Linked DNA regions of Homo sapiens: region 2 is linked to region 1. A link is an interaction called in ENCODE POLR2A ChIA-PET data of the cell type or tissue named here. Cell type or tissue: B cell. All regions are shown on one strand. Each heading gives the region's core, and the rest is flanking DNA. Links, peaks and the distances in the headings are about the cores only.

The links. Peaks named below come from ENCODE experiments on the same cell type or tissue, not always from the same donor. Only the 100,000 strongest peaks of a DNase experiment are listed, where the experiment ranks them.
Region 2: POLR2A ChIA-PET joins it to region 1 with 12 read pairs; 8 of 35 experiments call an interaction of 5 or more read pairs at or near these places.

What each region holds. Positions count from the first base shown.
Region 1 is chr2:196,263,535-196,274,001 of GRCh38, reverse strand. It overlaps HECW2 (HECT, C2 and WW domain containing E3 ubiquitin protein ligase 2), which reads left to right. Exons shown (of 29, transcript NM_001348768.2): 17 at 2,713-2,809. HECW2-AS1 (HECW2 antisense RNA 1) reads right to left here. Exons shown (of 3, transcript NR_110226.1): 3 at 9,798-10,467. Among named protein-coding and RNA genes, the nearest start is that of HECW2-AS1, 8.7 kb to the right of the region's middle. In B cell, for the core only: no CTCF peak of the experiment used is centred there; DNase peaks (open chromatin) are centred at 5,271 and 5,781; H3K4me3 peaks cover 1,725 bases; H3K27ac peaks cover 6,310 bases.
Region 2 is chr2:196,097,310-196,107,776 of GRCh38, reverse strand. No RefSeq gene overlaps it. Among named protein-coding and RNA genes, the nearest start is that of DNAH7, 34 kb to the right of the region's middle. RefSeq lists enhancers at 6,185-6,284, 6,555-6,704, 6,725-6,814, 10,253-10,467. In B cell, for the core only: no CTCF peak of the experiment used is centred there; DNase peaks (open chromatin) are centred at 1,646, 5,956 and 6,326; H3K4me3 peaks cover 770 bases; H3K27ac peaks cover 2,058 bases.

The DNA of each region.
Region 1 (10,467 bases), core at 1,704-9,703:
AAATCATCTGTCCTTTTGTGCCATTATCTGTACCATGTACACTGTGCTGATACTTCCCCTGTTGTTAGCCTGCTACTTTTTGCCCTATATTGAGAAATTGCTGCATTATCCTTAAGAAATGTATAACAAAATCCTACAGACTTGAGTCTCAAAGGGCTTCTGTCTTGTAATATCCTAAAGGATGAGATTGTTTTTTAATACCACCCTACCTTTCCTGAGTAGAGGTATCATATTAGATTATTGAAGTTAAGGAAAAATAATTTATTAAGGTAATACATTATGCAATCATTATAAATTAAGAATTTGGACTAGCATATACTTAGTATATATTTAAGGCCAAGACAGAATTTAAATGGTGTGTGAATCTGTAGCAGCCTCACAAAATAAACAATCAAAGAGAGCACATTCTTAAGGGCTTTTGTCACAAATAGAAGGCAGCAAGAACCTCTAAAATAGTAAAATAAAAATAAATGAGTGTGGGAGAAAGGCCTGAAAAACAACTTGAGTTGTTATTAAAAGGATGAGGTTGAAGTAGATCAGTGGTTGCCAAACCTGGAGCGCCTGAGGCAGGTGGAGTGGACAGACTGGTGGGAGGCCATATGGGCTCCGTGCTCCGTCTTAAATTAGACTAGGTTGGCTGGGCGCAGTGGCTCACGCCTGTAACCCCAGCACTTTGGGAGGCCGAGATGGGCAGATCACAAGGTCGACAGATCAAGACCATCCTGGCTAACACGGTGAAACCCCGTCTCTACTAAAAATACAAAAAATTAGCCAGGCATGGTGGCACGCACCTGTAGGCCCAGTTACTCTGGAGGCTGAGACAGGAGAATCACTTGAACCTGGGAGGCAGAGGTTCCAGTGAGCCGAGATTGCACCACTGCACTCCAGCCTAGGGACAGAGCAAGACCCAATCTCAAAAAAAAAAAAAAAAAAAAAAAAAAAAAAAAAAAAATTAGACCAGCTCTCCATTTATCTTTGTTTTAAAACGTCTTCTTTAAATTAAAAAAAAAATGTCATGAAATTCAATGTAATGCCCATGACCTAAGAAGCTTGACCTCTGGATAAGAAGAAATGTAGGGTTGAAGTCTAACAGTCTAGGTTTTTTTTTATGTTATTACTAATATGACACTAAATACTGCACATGGAATTTTAAAGCACTATAAAATTGTTGCTTAGACAGTTATGTGGGCTCTGAGCTCAGACGCACTATAAACCCCGATTCAATAATTATCCAAGTGTCTTCATTATTCATATATAGTGAAACGTGCACTTAGGGAACATTTGAGTTGACAATGGTATTCCATTTTAGCAGGTAGTATTTCTTTAAAATTGTTATTGTATATATAAATATACATAACTAAAATAGATATGTTATAGGCAATATGATGCAGGTAAGATTGGAAATGGCAGATCTCTACAGAATTATTATACTTCTTTTGTTTAATTATTTGTTAAAGAAAGGCATGTATCTTGATAATATCCTATACCAGAATCTCTGATGTTTAAGAATTTAGACACTCTGTCCTAGTTCTGTGAATTTAAATATATTTGTGCCTATTTATGATTATCAACAAATATAATCAAGATGAATCATCTTAAGTAAACAAATTCATTTTCTTGACAAAAGAGTATTAACGGTATCCTTAATAAATTTTAATTAACTATTTTTAAGTTTCTTTAGCCAACCTTGACTGGGATTTAGATTTTTCTAAACACATTTTGTTCATGGTTCGTGATGATGATTGTGTTGTAGCTGTTGGTATAGTTGGTTTGGTAAAGAGCTATTTGTGGCTTAATGGCATTTATTTCCACGTAGAGTTTTAGAATAGTTTGTCCTCTGCATTTTGGTCCTAGTTGTTGCTGCCAACTAGTACATTTTGGCAAATTGAGTTCTGCCTCTTTACCTCCCTGGCTGGCTGCTAATCAATCAGAAGATGGTTTTTCATTTCTGACTTGTCATTTCTGTGAGGCTGATTTTCGTAAGTTTAAATGATCAAGATCTAGAATCTCGTTGGTGACCTCATCTTGCCATTTGATAATAAATATGGCTTGTCAAATGAGTTTACTAAGAATGTTTAACTAAGCCACAGCTAACAGACCTAAGTCCAATAATCATATAAAAGGTTAGATACAAATTGGAATGTAAGCACCTATAGTGGTGGGCACAGTCTAGTTCCAAACTATAACTTTGAGTATAAGTAATATTAGCCAGAAAAACAGATTTCATTTATTTATTTTTTGTTGTTGTTGTTGTTTTTCAATAGAAACAAGTTCTCACTATGTTGCCCAGGCTGGTCTTAATCTCCTGAGCTCAAGTGATCCTCCCAACTCAGACTCTGAAAGTGCTGGGGTTACAGGCGTGAGCTACCATGCCTGGCTGAAAAACAGATGATTTTGAAAAGTTTGGATTTATAGGCCGGGCACAGTGGCTTACACCTGTAATCCTAGCACTTTGGGAGGCCAAGGCAGGTGGATCAACTGAGGTCAGGAGTTTGAGATCAGCCTGGCCAACATGGCAAAACCCCATCCCTACTAAAAATACAAAAAAAAATTAGCTGAGCATGGTGGCAGGCACCTATAATCCCAGCTACTTGCAAGCCTGAGGCAGGAAAATTGCTTGAACCCGGTGGGGCACACAGGTTTGGATTTATATACATAAAACTAAAAATAGATTCTTTTTTAAATTGTTGTCTTTTCTGATTTTTTTTTCAGCTTACAATGACAAGATTGTTGCATTTCTACGTCAACCCAATATCTTTGAAATTCTACAGGAGCGTCAACCTGATCTTACCAGGAATCACTCACTCAGGTAACAATAATATTGGTATTTGGTTCAAGTTGCATAAGCACAAACCATTAAATCTTAGTTTTACTGATAGTTGTCTTGGAAATTTATTCTTTCTTTCTGACATCCTTTGCAAAACATCTTGTATGCAAATATTTTGTCATCATCACCAGGTATTGTAGTGCTGGCTTCTCTCTATTAAGTATAAAAGTTGAATAAAATCGGCCGGGCACGGCGACTCACGCCTGTAATCTCAGCACTTGGGGAGGCCGAGGCAGGCAGATCACGAGGTCAAGAGATCAAGACCATCCTGCCCAACATGGTGAAACCCCGTCTCTACTAAAAATACAAAAACTAGCTGAGCATGGTGGTGTGTGCCTGTAGCTACTCGGGAGGCTAAGGCAGGAGAATCGCTTGAACCTGGGAGGTGGAGGTTGCAGTGAGCTGAGATTTGCACCACTGCACTCCAGCCTGGCGACAGAGTGAGACTTTGTCTCAAAAAAAAAATAAATAAAGGTGAATAAAATCAACTAAACAACCCAGAACCCTATTTAAAAAACGAAATATGAAAAAAAAATTTAAGCCAAGCGTTTATCCTAGAAGTGCAGATTATAATGAAATTAATGACATAACTTTTTGAGTGTAACTTGAGTAAGCAAAAGTAGCATACAGTTTATTGAACTGAGATATATAGAGTTCCAGACTTGGTATTCACATTTTTCCATAATAAAAACAGATTAGAACCTAAGTAGGGAATCTGATATTCTCTAAAACTGAGCCTCACCTTGCATGAGCCCTCTCTTCTAAACAACTTTTCAAAACATCATTTCTCAAGCCCAGTTTTACTTTCCTGAATACATGCTGTTCCCCTTCCCTGGCAAGCTTTTCTCTCCTTCTAAGTTTGGGAAGCAAGATTTTTCCACTAAAACCCAGCAGAAGCTTTCCCTCCTTGAAATCTTTCAACTCCACTGTGGACTCTCACTTTCATGATCTAGGCTAGTATTTCTCTATCTAAGTGTGCTAGGCATCAGTGGGAATAGGAAAAGAAGAGTTTCTGCTGAAAATCTTTCTTAACCCCAAGTCCAGTTGTCACCTTTACTGGTAGAAGTATATTTGCCTGGTGGTACCATCCTGGCCCACAGCAGTGATTCCCAAATACTGATCCACTAAGTTGTGCCAAACTGTTTTCATCAGTATCACCTGGGAAGCTTTATATAATACAAAATGCCAGGTCATGCCTCCTCCAATTCCTCTCCCTTCTCAGAATTTATACCCCTGTTCTCCCATGCCCTACCCAGAAATTTAATTCAAGAGGTCTGGGGTAGAGCCTAAGAATTATTTTTTCAAAACCTCTCTGTATAATTCTGATGGCACAGTTGGCTGCAATAACCTTTGGTCTTGACACTATTTTGATCATGAGTCATGAAATGTATCACATTGTCCTTTGTACTGGTTTGACTTTATGACTTTTGTGTTTTGATTTGACTTTTCAAGTCCTTATGCGTTATTTTCCAATTAGATTTTAAGAGCCTTGCAAATAGGGATCTTATCCAACTCATCATTATTTTTCCTCCTTACTGTTCAAATATCTAGAATAGCATTTTGCACATACTGAATGTAAAAATATATATGTATATAGTTGTCGATTTGAAAATAAATTACCAAATATACTCACGATATTCTTGGTCTCATGTCTTTTTTTTTTTTTTTTTTTTTTTTTGGAGGTAGGGGGAGACGGAGTCCCACTCTTGTCGCCCAGGCTGGAGTGCAGTGGTGCGATCTCGGTTCACTGCAACCTCTGCCTTCCGGGTTCAAGCGATTCTCCTGCTTCAGCCTCCCGAGTAGCTGGGATGACAGGTGCCCACCGCAACACCCAGCTAATTTTTGTATTTTTAGTAGAGACGGGATTTCACCATGTTAGTCAGGCTGGTATTGAATGCCTGACCTCAGGTGATCCTCCCGCCTCGGCCTCCCGAAGTGCTGGGATTACAGGCATGAGTCACTGTGCCTGACCTTGGTCTCATGTCTTTAAAGTTGTCATTACCTTCTAAAGTTTGTAAAGGCTAAAGCTACAAAAAATTTCAAGTATTATACTATAAACACTGTGTATATAAAAATCCCAGTTTCACCTGGTTTCACATGGTTAATAACATTTGACTCAACTCTTAGTGCCTTCCCCAACATAAGCATGCTGTTCTTAACCACGGAAAAATTATAATAATTATGCAAGTGAAGATTTTGCATGTTTGTTTATTATGGCATCCACTCAGTAATCCACGTTCCCCTAGAGAATCTTGTGTAAGAAGTTTTAGTTCTAAAAAATTGCAGAAACAAGCCCCTCAGTGATCTAATTAGAAATGTTAGCAATCCTAGACCTCAAAGCAAAACAAACAAAATTCTTCCTCTTTTGCTAATCACAAAATAAAGGGAACTCTATTTTCTCTCTCTTCTACCACTTCCAACCAACACATGCCACTAGTTAATATCTGTTCCTCTAAGTGTACCCCATCCCCCACAAAACAGGAAACTCAAGAAGTTTTTCACTTTTTCTCTGCGTTCCACATTAGTGTGTAATACGAATTAACATATCTTTAAATCTCCACCATCAGAGAGATTAGGTGATCTAATCTACCTGGACAGGGCATTTGTCATTAGTCTTTAATGACTTGACAGAATCTTAACAGATCCTAACAGAGGGAAAAGCTGCAGGCCCAAGTTGGTAGCTTCAAGTTTTGTTTTGTTTTCTTTCTGCTTTTTAGAGTCTGAAAAGTCTCTAATCTCCTAAAGATGTTGAAGATTTTTTTTTAGTGGCATCTAGAGTCCTCAGTTAAGCATAATCTTTCTTCTAACATAGGATTCACATGGTAATCTATTTTTATGCAATTATTTGATAGGCTATGAAATATATTTCCATCTTTACAGAATGTGACCATGGGAAGCAGATGCTGTCATGATAAGTAAAAGTAAATCAATGAGATAATACCACTCCTCCTATCCAGAGTGTGTGTCACACTGCACTTTCATTTTCTGTCAAGTTTTTGGGAGTTAAATATTTTGCTTATCATAACATCGTAAAGGGGAAGTTTGTATATCTAAGAGAACATTCTGTTTTATATAGTTGTGAGGAGCATTCCCACAAACACAGGGGTGGGAAATAGGCTGAACTTCTTTAATTTCCTATTTCAATGATATTTTTGATAACAGATTTATACATGGAATGGAGCCACTCAGTAATCTATGTGTCAAAGTTCACTGTGGACCTTATATTCATACCTGGAGCAAGGACTCCCAGTACCAACATAGCTTGGCATATGTCCTTTCTCATCTGTGGCACACCACTTAAGATAAATATTCCTTCTTATTTTTCCCATAATATAATGATAAAAGTGGTAGCCCTTGAGAGATTGAAGTAGGTATACCTCTTTACTTTGTGTTTTCTTGGTTTGCTTGTGATTCATCCTAAGCCAGAGGATAGCAGGCAATTCATTTAGTTTGCATCTATGTATAGTTTTCTCTTCCCTGAGACTTCACTGGTGTGTCTTCCTGTCTATGTGGCTATGGTTTTCCATGCATTGTGATATGGCTTTTACTTTCAACTGCTGTATTTAAATCACTGCTCCCTATAAATTCATTTATCACGCAAATGTGAATGGTACTAAGTTGCTGTCCTTTTTTTTTTTAAACAAACCTCAGGAGATGTTTATTTCCCCTGTTAGAAAAATCAGCTTCCAAACGTCAGTACCACATCTGTAAAATGGGTAGTGTCCCCATGGCATTATTATATGCTACTACTGGTTCTCACTGAAAGAAGATGTTTGTATGCTATGACACTAAAATAAAAGCTGAAAAAAAGTTCTAACATTTTATACGAATACAAATATATTCATTAGAAAACAACCTTTAACAGTATTTTATAGGTGAATGTAATGCACATTTAAAAATTCAATAAAATTTTTAGTATTGGTGTTTGTATAGCACTATGTAATGAGAAAGGCCATGAACCTGAGTTAAGAGTTGAGAATTTCCCCTCTAATATGATTATTAAGTCCAGCCAGTAAATCTGTTCCCTACTAGTCCAGCTCTCCCCAGGCACCAGTGATTATTTTTGGCAGCAGGCTGTTTCCTCCTTGAGTGCTTCCTATATAACTCCCCTCACCATGAGGACATGATCTGTGATAATTTTTTCATTCTGGGTAGATTAGATCATTCCATATTTTATGTTATCAGGAAATCAGTAACTTGGGAGTCAAGAAATTCTGAACCACAAAAGGCAAATGGATATGTGTCTCAGGATTCACCAGACTAGAGGCAAATGCAGACTTGAACCTTCTATTTCCTTTCATTATCCTATTTGAAGAGCCCTGGGGTTTTGTTAGAGTTTAATTTTACTCTTAATTTTTTTATTTTAAAAATAATGGCCCATTTTGAAGTTTATCAAACAATACAGAATTTTAGTTAATAAAAAGTTAAAGTTTCAAAAGCTATCTTTCTTAAGATAAACCCTAGTGTTCAAAATTGCTAACCTATTTCTTTTCTAGCTTTGTGGCAAATGAATTTTTCTGCATATAATATTAGACTGGAAATGTTAGTCTTGGTTAACAACTGAAGTACTTGGTGAAAATAGCATGAATTTACTTCTGATGATCCATATGCATTTTCCTGTTAAGACCTGCCTAGCTCTCTCCCTTAGTCCTCTCCTGATTTGTTTACTTATCACTCAGATGTCTGGACCAACATGGCAAACTTCTGATCTTTGCTGTACCAAACTTAAATAATAGCAAATCTGGACTGAGACTATTATTTTCCTACAGACAGTTTACATAGGGATAATTATTGAATTTTTAAAGACACCTTTTTTTTTTTCTTTTGAGGCAGGGGGTCTCACTCTGTTGCCCAGGCTGCAGTGTAGTGTCGCGATCACAGCTGACTGCAGCATCAACCTCCTGGGCTCAAGCCATCCTCCTGCCTCAGCCTTCCAAGTAGCTGGGACTACAGGAGCACACCACCTTGCCCCGCTAATTGTTTTGTGTTTTTTTTTTTTTTTTTTTAATAGAGATGGAGTCTTGCTATGTTGTACAGGTTCATTTTGAATACCTGGGCTTAAGAGATCCTCCTGCTTCAGCCTCCCAAAGTGCTGGGATAACAGGCATGAGCCACTGTGCCTGGACACCTGATTAAAATAATTTATTGACACCACATAGTAATGGTCATTGGGAAGTCCTAATAGTAGACTCTGTCTCACTGGGAGAGCAGCAGTAATGGCTCTTAGAAGGTAGTTGAGTATAGCTCTTAAGATTTTGTTCAGGTTTGGAGCCAGAAAGGCCTAGGTTTGAATTCTGGCTCTGCAATTTACCCACCAGGTGACTTCGAATGAGACATTAAACAACCTCCAAGTTGTCATCCTCGTCTGTAAAATGGGGATCGGAATTTCTAACTTCCAGCATCTTTTTGAAGATTAAATGAAATAATATATGTATAAACCATTTGATACTGTGTAAGCATAGTAAGCATATAGTAAATTTAAATCAATATTATATTAGTAGTGTGCCCTTCACTTCTTTGTTCTATCAGAAGGACTCAGTTTAAAGTAATTTGCCCCTAAACTTACTCTAATTCTAAAAACCACTATTCCTGAAATTAATCATGCATATAAATGGACCAGTGTGATTCTGTGGATATAATTTAAATGCAACTAGGATCTAGGATCTCTTTTCCTTTTGGGGGTGGGGAGCGGACAGAGTCTCACTCTGTCACCCAGGCTGGAGTGCAGTGGGCACAATCTCGGCTCACTGCAACCTCTGCCTCCCGGGTTCAAGCAATTCTTGTACCTCAGCCTCCTGAGTAGCCAGAACTACAGCAATGCACTACCATGCCCGGCTAATTTTTGTATTTTCAGTAGAGATGGGGTTTCACCATGTTGGCCAGGCCAGTCTTGAACTCCTGGCCTCAAGTGATCTGCCTTCCTGGGCCTCCCAAAGTGTTGGGATTATAGGCGTGAGCCACCCTGCCTGGCCATCTTTAATTCAACTATTAATTTGTTTATAGGAGGGCTTTTTAGTGGTGCTGTCACATTGTTTCCTACAGGGAGCGTTACTCTAAAATATTTTACATTTACACAATAAAACCAGCCTTGACTGCTCCATGCCTAGACTGAGGACTGAGCCTTCTGGCTCAAGGTTTAGCTGGAAATTACTGAGGGCCAAAATATCATGGCAATATCATTAAGATAACGTTTTAGAAGCCATCCAAAGGTATATTAAAATACCTTTCCAAGGAACTAATTATCTTGTAGGCCTATTAAGAGATTAGAGACTTTCTTCTTCAGGGCAGTAAGGAACACAGATTCTTAGAACCTGTCATCTATTCTATGACTTCTGCAAAAGGAATAAGTGCTAGTCATGTTTTATTTGAATGGATGTACTAATTTATAGATCTGCATATGCTTTTGAATTGTATATCACGTATATATCTAATTTTCACATTTTTGATGCATGGAATCTCTTTTAACTATTAATGTCAACTTGAAGACAACTGGACAGTCAATCACCTAAAATTTAAAAGGCCCAAAACAGGAACTCCAATAGCCAAAATTAGTTTAGGTTCTTTTCATAGTATCACTCTCAGATATTTGTTAAATTATTTTCTGATAAACATTGTTCTCTGATGTAACTTTGAAAGATTCCCCAAATTATACATGCATTCATCCACTGGATATTTCTCCAAAGTATTGTGTTTTTTTGCTAATAAGTGGTTCAATCATGATTTTCAAGATGGTTTTCTTACATGAGGAATAATAATATTTTAGGTACATCTGTTTTACTGTTGATTTTTCCTACATTCTGTTATATTTATGAAGAAAACAGTTCAGTAAAATGTCATTTTCCTTTAGTAACTCATTAGACTTGGACTGTCTGTGGACCAAAGCAAAATATCAGTGCTGAAACCAGTCTCAGTGCCTTCCCCAACCCCAAAAGAATAATAAATCCACTTCTGAATCACAGAGAACAATGAGTTATTTATGATAGCACAAAGTAGTTTTTAATAAAATCTGCTTTTTACTTATATTTAAATAAATTGCCCAGTTACTGAATCAGAAGCATTTCTTACAAAGCAAACAAAATAAGCATCCCTTCTATGTTAATAACATGTTAATAGTATGTTGGCAAGTTGATTTAGAACAACTTGCCAACAATACAAACAGAAAAAGGAGTGGGTCAAAGAAATCTAGTTTGGCTTTATTTTCAATAGATCATACTGTCTGTTGAAAAAGGAATAAATAATTATGGAGCCTATCTAATAATATACTCAATAGTTTGAAATTATTGAGTGCTTCCTATATAATAGGCTCCAGGCTAAGTATTTCATTTGCATTCTATAATTATGTTTATATTAACATGAGGAAACAGAGTTAAGTAACTAAGTTCTTAGCATGCAGATAACTTATATCTATTTATGACAAACTTTGTCCCTACACATGTGGCTGATTAATTTCATATCTCTGGGTCCATAAGAATCGTATGACCATAATGGACTTAAATTCCCATAACCTTTTAACTGCTCGGCTGTATCTGTCAAGTCAGACAGTGCCCTGTGACTGTAATAATGAGTATGAATGATCAGTGCTCGTCTTCCTTTCTTGACATTATACCATTAGGCAAGTCAAAGCATTTCTCTAGAACTGC
Region 2 (10,467 bases), core at 987-8,986, 170 kb after region 1:
ATAACTATCATATGTTTAGTGTGAGCATTAAATCTGACCATGGATGAAAAGTGTTAGCACAGTACCTGTCACATAGTAAAATTAATGAATTATTAAAGTAATGTTAGCTGTTATGATTATTATAAGAAAATATAATACTTTGAGTTTGTTACCTTAAGGCCCAGTTTGGTCAGATACTCAGAGAAGACTAAATCATCAGGACTAAAAAAATAAAATCAGGCCTAGATAATATAACCACCAACTGTTTGCAGTTTAGTCTTAATTAACCTCTAGCTTTCTGTTCAATTGCCTCGCCTTAATTGGGTAAGTTTAGCTCATCCAGACGCAGGTATAACATATCTATTGAATTTATTTTTAATCTGCAAGCTTTCTAGACCAGTTTGTTGTTTTTACATTTTAAAAGTATAATGCTAACTATAGAAATTTAGAAATTGGCTGGGCCCGGTGGCTCACGCCTGATAATCCCAGCATTTTGGAAGGCCGAGGCGGGTGGATTGCCTGAGCTCAGGAGTTCGCGACCAGCCTGGGCAACACGGTGAAACCCCGTCTCTACTAAAAATACAAAAAATTAGCCGGGGGTGGCAGCGTGCCACCTGTAGTCCCAGCTACTCGGGAGGCTGAGGCAAAAGAATTGCCTGAACCCGGGAGGCGGAGGTTGCAGTGAGCTGAGATGGCGCCACTGCACTCCAGCCTGGAGGAAAGACCGAGACTCTGTCAAAAAAAAAAAAAAAAAGAAATTTCGAAATTGTAGAAATTTATGTATAAAGCGAAAAAAGTCACTCATAATCTCCTATTTTAATAATGGTGAAAATGGAATGAATCAGAATTCTTGTTTTATGGCACATAATAATCACTGGTCCATGTATGGCCACTCTTCATTCTGTTTATTCATCATGAAATGACATAATGATTAATAAAGACCCTCTGCCCTGCCCAAAAGTTAAATGTTTATGTCTCCTGTACTTGTTTTCCCTGGTGCCTCCTGACCTGTGCCTTCTTGCCAGAGGTGACTGTTATCCCAAATTTTGTGCTTTTCATTCCTTTCTTTTAGTTTCATCATGCACACATGGACACTTGCAAACACACATGTACGTGTATATGTGCCTAAATAATATATTTAGCTTAGCTTTTTTCCGAGCTATCAACAGGCAGTTTTGATATGTTATTGAGATACTAAAATTCAACCCTGTTGTTTTATGTGGCTGAAGTAAGATCAAATGCCAAATGCAATTTTGCATTCTGCCATCTACATGTCCCTGCACTTGTCATATTTAAGAATTTTCTCATTTTATTGTAACTGTTGCAGACAATAACATCTCATTCAGTGGTTATATCATAATTTGCTTAACCATCTTGCCATTACTGGCCGTTTAGATTATTTCTTATCTTGGCTAGTATAATTACCATATGGACAAACATTATTTAACATAAATATATTTTCTGAATTTTGTCTTATTTCCTGAAAGTGACTTCCATAATCAGAACTATTGGGTCAGATACCCAAACATTGTAGGACTCTTGTGTATTCTGCCGAATTGGTTTCCAAAGGCCTGAGACTAATTAAAACTCGACCCGCAATGATTCAGCATGCCATAGAAATGTCAATTTAAAATCTAGAGATTCAGAGGAAATCATGTGTTCAGAACTGCTTGGCAAGAATAAATCAGCCGGGGAAACTAAATGCAAAGAGGAAGTACATTCGTAATTATCAGTGAACTATTTTAACCAACTCCTTAAAGTTATAACAAGAACAGTTTTAGAGTCAAGTTCTGAAAAGAAGAAAATCTGGATCATTGCTCTTTTCCTGGTACCATATCAAATATTTATCTGGAGTCATCCAGATAAATTACCAATATTTTCTTTCTAGACATTTCATATGTTTAAATGTAGCTGTAATTGAAACAATGTACTGCTATGATGAAAATTGTTTTGCTTTAGGAACTTTTGTGTTTTATGCTTTGTATTTTACCATAAATTAGCCTTTTATTTCCCTTTGTGTGTTTCAGGATTTTGTGTTCCTGAAGGCATTCCTTGGTTTACTTTGTATCACATAGTCTAGTTCTAACAGGACTCAGATGAGGGGAATTTTTTAAAACAAATCTTTATTTACTCAGTATAGAAATTCCTACTGTTCAGTAGATTATTTAAAACCATCTCAATTTCCCTTACAGTGCCAACCAACATAATGATACCAGCATTTTCAGGCATAATTATCTCTCCTAGAGGGAATCAGTAAATTTAACATGAAGTTTATTACTATCCCTATCTTTATGAAATGATTGATGAAAACATTTGGCTCTATTATACCTAAAACCAATAGCAGTAAAATGGATAAACAGTGATTGGGAAAGCCCACTAGCCAAAACAGAGTCTAGGCTTCTAAGTCTGGAATGGTTATAGCACAATATTCCATACATACTTTTGAAAGAAGAGGTTAGTGTAGAGAATAGTCAACATAGTTATACAAACATATAAAAACCATTAAAAATGTTGGTCTCCAACTAGGGAAAGCCAAAGGATTTTGATTCTAAGTCAACTACTTGAAATCTCACATTTTCCCTCTAGTTGATGAGTTTTATGCCACAATTTATAAAGTTTATATTTTTCTGTTGGTTTCTTTCCCACATACACATTACTTTTCATTTTGTTTTTGTCAGCCCTTCATTTAGGTTTGAATGCTGCTTATTTTGTTTAATTTTACACCTAAAAGAATTTTTTGGATAAAATCTCCCTGCAGTTTATATCATGTATCAGACATGTATTTCCTAAATTTTTATTACTTTCTTAAAAATATAATTAGAGAGCCACCCCTTTGGGAAAGGTTAAGCAGTGGCAAGGGGTGGCTCTCTAATTGCTCTTTTCCTGGTACCATATCAAATATGTATTTGGAGTCGTCCAGATAAATTACCAATATTTTCTTTCTAGACATTTCATCCATTTAAATATAGCCATAATTAAAACAACATACTGCTGTGAAGAAAATTGTTTTGCTTTAGGAATTTGTGGATTAGCAATGGTTTTCCTCTCTGTGCCTAGATTTCTTTATCTATAAAATGGGAATTAAAAACAGTACCACTTCCTATAGCTAAGGTTAAAAGAATTATGTAAAGTATGACAGGCACAAAGAAAATGTTATGTGAAAGTTAGTACTTTTACTTTTATGTATCTATGCCTCCTGAAATCTCCAATAGACTGTAAATATCAGCCCACATGGTTGAGAATCAAACAATAATACAATAATATCACTGGAGGCACAAATATTGACCCTGAATTTGGTAAACATTTATTTAGGGCTTACCCTATGCAAATAAAAATATAAACTAAATGAATGTGTTTCATTAGTCAGAAGATCCTAAGCAAAAAGAGTGAGAATTATAGACACTTGAACTCCTTGCCTAAAAGACAGCCCTCGTCTACCTTGGAAGATTGTTCTGTCTGGTAAGGTTGACCGCTCACAAGGAACCTTGAAGAGGGTGTATAACAGACATTGCTATTTGCTAACTGTGCCATCCTTCTCCCCTCTTCTTACTCACTAACACAAGCCATGAACTAGGCCACCACAACCTTCAAAAGAGGCCAGCCCTTCAGTTGTCCCAGGAGGTGGATCTTGATTCTATGCCTCTCTCAGCGACTGGTTTAGAAATGGCTGAATGACTCCATTCTTGCTAATGCTGTGAGAAGCAAAGCCTACCGGGAGACTTCTTGGGAAATATTCCTGGTACTTTGAAAATGACACAGGAAAGACGAGGTTTTCTCTTCCAACTTTTAGACGTTAACGTGTAAAGATATAGTGCTTAGAACTGCAGTAACCACTTTTGACCATGAGTGTAACTGCAGCAACCACATTTGACCATGAGTGGGTCAACCCAAAAAGATAAACCTTTGTGCTGAAAAAAAACAAAGCAAGGATTTGGGGAAAAAAAACCCTGGATCTTTGATGATGTCATTGAGCTGTTGAATGAACCAACTTGTAACATCCTGACTCTGTTACTCTGTTTTTAATATGTGAGACAATAGATCCCTTAACTGCAGAAACTATTTTGAGTTCAGGCTTCTGTTACTTGCAGCAGAAACATACAAACTAACAAAGGGAATTAGGGATCATGTCTCAGCTGGTTAGTCAGGTATATTAATTTCCTGTTGCAGGTGTAACAAATTACCACAAACTTAGTGGCCTAAAACAATGCAGATGTATTCCTTGACAGTTCAGGGGTCAGAAGTTTATAGTCAATCTGTAGGCAGGGCTGTGTTCCTTCTGGATGCTTAGGGGGGAATCTGTTTCCTTGCCTTTTTCAGATTCTAGAGACTGCCTATATTCCTTAGCTTGTGGCCCCTTCCTCACATCACTCCAGTCTGTGGCTTCCATCATCACATCTCCTAGTATTGACTTTCCTCCTTTTTATAAGGATCTTGGGCTCTCCTGGATAATTCAGGATAATCTCTCGATCTCACGATCCCTAATGTAATAACATGTGCTAAGTCCCTTTTATCATTGAACTAAATTAACATTTTCATAGGTTCCAAGGATTAGGACATTGACATCTTTGGGGACAGTGGTCATTCATTATTCAGTCTATCACACCAGGTGAACTAAACCAACCCTAGAGACAAATTCTGGATGAGAGCTGCAGTCACAGCCAGCTCACCCATGTAGTTAGCGGGAGTACATGGGGCTTCGGAAAAAGGCTTTTCTTCCTAATAAAAGAAAGCTTGATATGACTGAGCTGCTAAATCAATCCACCCTGCAACCCTAATTTTGGACTTCTTGTATAGAGAGATGATAAATTCCTTATTGTTTAAACTCCATTTGATATAGTGAAAATTGCACCAAAAATCATCCTAACTGGTCTTCAGGGGTAGGAACCTGAATTTACTTTCGATTTCTGGAAGAGTATTATAAGCCACAAACTATCAACTCCTATATACGTTGAAAAAATAAGCATTAATGGTAAACTGTAGGTATTGAGGAAATTGTGTTCATGCAAAGGGAATGAACATGATGAAGAGGGCTTGGTAAACTGTAATTATGATCTCCTCTATATTACTTTACTACTAGCCAGCCATGCCAGAGTGTCTGCCATCATCTTTCTCTTTGCAAGTGAGTATCTTTGTTCCTAGTTGGTATCCCTAATTTAGCCCCAAGTGATCAATCCTTCTTGCCTCCTCATCTCTATAACAACACTTGATAATTAAATTGTGTCTTTTCTATGTGCCAGGCACTGCTTTAAGAGCTTTGCCTGGGTTAAATTAATCATCAGGATGAGACTTTGAAATTGTTACTACTGATATTCCCATTTTACAGGTGAGCAAATTCAACTGCAATTTCCTCAATAACCCCAGTTTACCATGAATGCTTATTTTCTCAGCTTGTATAGGAGTTGACAGTCTGTGGCTCATAACAGTCTTCCAGAAGTTGAAATAAATTCAGGTTCCTACCCGTGAGGACCAGTTAGGATGCTTTTTGGTGAAATTTTCACTATATCCAATGGGGTTTAAACAATAAAGAATTTATTATCTCTCCAAACAAGAAGTCCAAAATTAGGGTTGCAGGGTGGATTGATTTAGCAGCTCAGTCATACCAAGATTTCTTTTACTAGGAAGAAAATACTTTTTCCAAACCCCTAAGCAGTGTTTCTTTTTTTGGCATGATCCCTACGCCATTCACAGGCAAAGGGGAATGGATGATCCATGACTCCTCTCTGAGACTGAGCCTAACTACCATGAGCATATTGTTGCCTGATCCCTGAACAAAGCCTGGGGTCTATTAGCAAAAGGAAAAGTGAGGGAACCAAAGGAGCCTTACTCTCCAGGACATCTGCACGCCACCAGAGTGCAGAATGTAAGCTGTCTTGCATGCGTATGAAAAACATAACTCTAACACTGACCCCAAGGTCTCTCCTGCTGTGCATAACTAATAGGCCCTGTGACTGCTTACTGCTGTGATGCAGAACAGACTTCACAGGTGCTCCTCGGCTGGGACTGGTGTGGCAGCGTGGGAGGCAGGGGCATACTGTCACTATGACTGAGCAGAGTATTATTGGAAATGGTGTTTGACTCCCTTCTTATTGGTGCAACTCAAAAGGGCAATGTAGTAAACAGTTCCAGACAAATTTGAAGACAAGATGTTTTTCATAAGGAAGGAAAAAATTCTCACAACAAGCCAAATGTGCATCTTTTCAGATAGGAGCCCTTCATATTCACTGGAATTTCTTAAAAAGTAACTTTCCACATATTTCCCCCAAAATAACCTATTTCACTAAGAGTAAAGCACGTGGCACCTAATTTATCTTCCCTGAACAGAGTAGAGCTGAGTCACTGACACAGAACTGAAACCTTCGCACCCAAGCAGGCTCAAGGGACTGAGCCAGAACTGATTCTCAGATAGCTCAACCCTCCCTCCCTCTCCCACAATAAAGGTTCATATCAAAATCACACTCTGAACATCTGACTCATATCTTGTGATTATTGAACATACTCCTCCTGTACCAATGTTCCTGTGGACATTTGACCATTTCCATGTTCATTTCTTAGGGAAAACAGGATTGTTTAGCTGGAGGTTGAATCAAATAGATATACATATTGAAACCAAGTGTCCTCTCTTGCTGTCTGAACATCCAAACAAAGCTAGGAGCAGCCCCCTTACCATTAATCAAGGACCAGATAAACAGCTATCTGCTGAAGAGGACTTCTGCAGCAATGGCTTAGCCCTCACCTCTGGCACAAGGAAGGATGGATGGGTGGGCTGCAATTAGTTGGCATGTTCAAAATAAGAGACAAGTGGCAGGGAACACCTCTTGGTTTGACTTCAGCTTGCATCACTGTGGCTCTTGACTGCCATTTCTACTTTTCCTGTGTAGATCGAAAGCTCTAATCCTTACCCCTAGTAAGTGCAATAGTGCCCTTTGTACAGTTGGAGACCTCCACCTCCTAGTTTGAGCCAGAATGTGTTCTGTGCGTAAATACATTACATGGAGTCCAAGAGATTTCTTTCTTTCTTAATTTACACATAATAATTGTACATATTCATGGGGTATGTAAGGATGTTTTGATACATATAATGTATGATGATTAGATCAGGGTAATTAGCATATCCATTATCTCAAACATTTATCATTTCTTTGTGTTGGGAACATTCAATATCCTTCCTTCTAGCTATTTGAAACTACATATTGTTAACTGTAGTAGTCCTACAGTGGTATAGAACACTAGAAACGTATTCCTCCTCCCTTGCTCTGATTCTGTAACCCTTAACAAATCTCTCCCTAAAGGTTTCTGTTAACTCCTAATAAATGATCGCGTGGGTTGGCAGAGTCAAGAATGAGGTTAAATGGAGAATTCTTGGCCTGAGGACTATGAATTCCTTTTTTTTTTTTTTTTTTTTTTTTGGCCCATTTGGTTCCACGTGTGCCTCCAGATCTCTGGTGCTGTGGAGCAGTGACTGTGCTGTGTGCTGCACACCTCACTCTCTTGCCGCTTTCCCTGGTCTCCATCAGGACTTTACCAAAACACTCAAGTGCTGTGGCATCTGAGAATGTCCCTCTATGCACTGTCTGTCCATATAGTGAGATAAGGGAGGTGCTGGAAACAATTGTTCTCTTCCTCTATGATTCCTGCAAGTATTGTTTTGCAATTGTGCTGCCCGCCTTGAAAATCACATGGTGCCCCACTGGCAGCTTTATGATCATTTCTCTAAATGAAAGTGAGAGGTTATCGAATTTGTCTAGTTTAGTGTGAGTCACTTATATGCCTGGGAAATGAAGTCCTATCCTGTGTTATTGATACTGGAAGCTGCACAAAAGGAATGAGTCTCTGGAGTTTGGAACTCACCTCATGAATCTCACACCAACCAGTGCTGTCCTGGCTTTTCATTGGGATGGAATGAGAATCAAGTCCCCATGGTGGAGGTTATCGTGAAAACCCCAGATTTTAATAGAGAGGTAATTTGAGTACATAACATATTGAACTTGAATATTATGCACTTGAAGGAAAAATATTTCCTTTGTAGTGGGCAGCCTCTATTATGTTTTGGAGGAATTTTCCAGTAAATCATCTAACAGCTGCTTTACTGTATAGGCCTTGAAATTTTATCTGTTCATTGGTTACAGACACTTTTGCTTTTGGAAACTTCACATGCTTCTCTTTACCAGTAATATTTTGTTCCCAAAATATCGGCTCCTGGGGAGGATTTAATAAAGGCTGACCCAACAAGACATGTTTTTGAGCAAACCTTTTGGATGTCTTTGGCTAGGAACCATGTCCTATGTAAGTGTATTCTATGTAAGATTATTACTAAAAATCCAAAAAGCAACCTACAGATTTTGTGACAAAAAGAAAATGTTAACCATCTCTGAACATAAAGGCATTTTGCATCTGTGAATGTAGAAACAGTGATTATAGTGGGTGCTAGTAGAGGTATAGAATGTATGTGTGTGTTTTGGAGGAGTGGCAAGGAAGAAACAATGGGACAAGCATTGGCAAAAATATGGCTGGTGGAGATTCTTTCCTTCAGACTGCAGATTGAAGACACCCTTCACAGACAGGAGCCACTGAATAAACACCTCTGAAGAAGATAGAAAGAGAATAGCTTGCTAATGCCGTGCTAACTGAAGTGAGCCTGCAATTCTCAAAATATGATCCATTTGAGGGTTACCTGGAAGATGCTTATTCCAGAATAGAGGCATGATGTGTTGATTTTTGGAAGGGGCTCCTGGCCAACAGCAATTGAAAAACTGAAAAAAATGGAGGCTGAAAACTCACCAACCATGACTTCAGTTCATGGGGCACAGTCATTATCTATGCCCTTTAAGAAAGAAAGATTCCACATGGACAGTGTGTGAAGACAGTGGAGAGGGTGAAGGAAGAGCAGAAAGGTTTGCTCTAAGAGGCCCATCTGACACTGGTCACAGGTCAGTATAAGGCAGAAGAGAGGAGGGCAGGAGGCTTAGCTTGGAGTTGGTAAATGAAAGAGTTTTCAAGGAGATTTTCCAGTCATAAATTAGAGAGAACAAGAGCAGAAGAGGGGGCTATTTATGGAAATATTTGCAATAGGTGAATAGTTTGCAAATTATTGGGGAACCTGCATTTCTTTTTGTCTCATCTATTTATTTTAAGTCAGAATAATCCCTTATTTTAAAAATTATATGTATTGGCATATTAAAAGATTAATAAGTAAAATAGTTCTTTCCCTCTTAGGTTCTGTAGCACTCAAACCAATGGAGACAAAAATATCAGTTTGATTACTGAGAACAATTATATTGCAGGGTATGACTATGTAAGTGGTCAAATAGACATGCTAATACTCCACTTCCTCAATCTTTGCCTTGATTCAGCCCAATCAAGGTAAGTTTGGGGTACTTTTACCCATGATTCTTGTGTCACATTAATTTGGGACATGGAGAGAAGAAAAGAGAAATTCCTAGTAATTACAGGTTTAAAAAGTTTTAAATAGATAAGCTCTAGTCAAATGAAACCAATAGATCTTACATAGCAATTATTAGAGGGTAGAACAACAGGACAAAAGAGTTACCTCTCTGAGCGAAGCTCATCTACTTTTAAAAACCTGTAACTTTCATATGACAGCATGTGTAGAAAATTATAATAATCATACACGATAGTAGAAATAAAAAGCTCATCTACTTTTATAAACCTGTAACTGTCACATGACAGCACATGTAGAAAAGTATAATAATCATACACGATAGTAGAAAAAAATGGATGAGTCAGCTTGAAGTTAGAGAAGTTAGCTTAGGGGCTCTGGCTTTCAGAAGCCCTTCACGGACTTGGTTCACTTGTAACCAAAGGTTGTGGTACACTATGTACATAGATACGGGATCTGGGCAAGCTGATTGGCAAGGTCAGCCCTAAAGGATCTGCCACCTGTTTTCTTATTGTACTTTTTGTGATGATCACGTAATTTTTCTTTTTTAATTTGTTAACCAGTGAAGTGTCTTTCCAATAATTCCTTGATTCTCTGACAGCAACTGGGTGTCCTATAATGTAGTTCAGTTCTGACACAACCCAGAATGAGTGCAGATTCCACAGGTTAAGGGCTCAGTCCCCCAAGACCACCCTCATTTCAGACACTGGTGGTAAGACCTGGAGGTTATGCATACTTCTGACTGACCAGCTATCCATTTGGGGTTCCCTATGACCTCCGCTCAGGTTTAATAAGTCACTAGAATGACTCACAGAGCTTAGGAAAGCTTTATAATTATGATTATGGTTTTATTATAAAGAATACAATTCAGAAACAGCCAAATGGAAGACAGGAGTAGGGCCAGGTATTGAGTGTGTGTAGGTGGGGCCAGGGAAGACACAGAGCTTACATGTGCTCTGTGTGCACCATCATCCCAGCACATTGATGTGTTCCCCCACCTGGAGGCTTCCAGAGCCTCTTGTTCAAAGTGTTTAATCAAGGTTTCATTACATACACATGATTGACTAAATCATTGGCCAGTGGCGATTCAA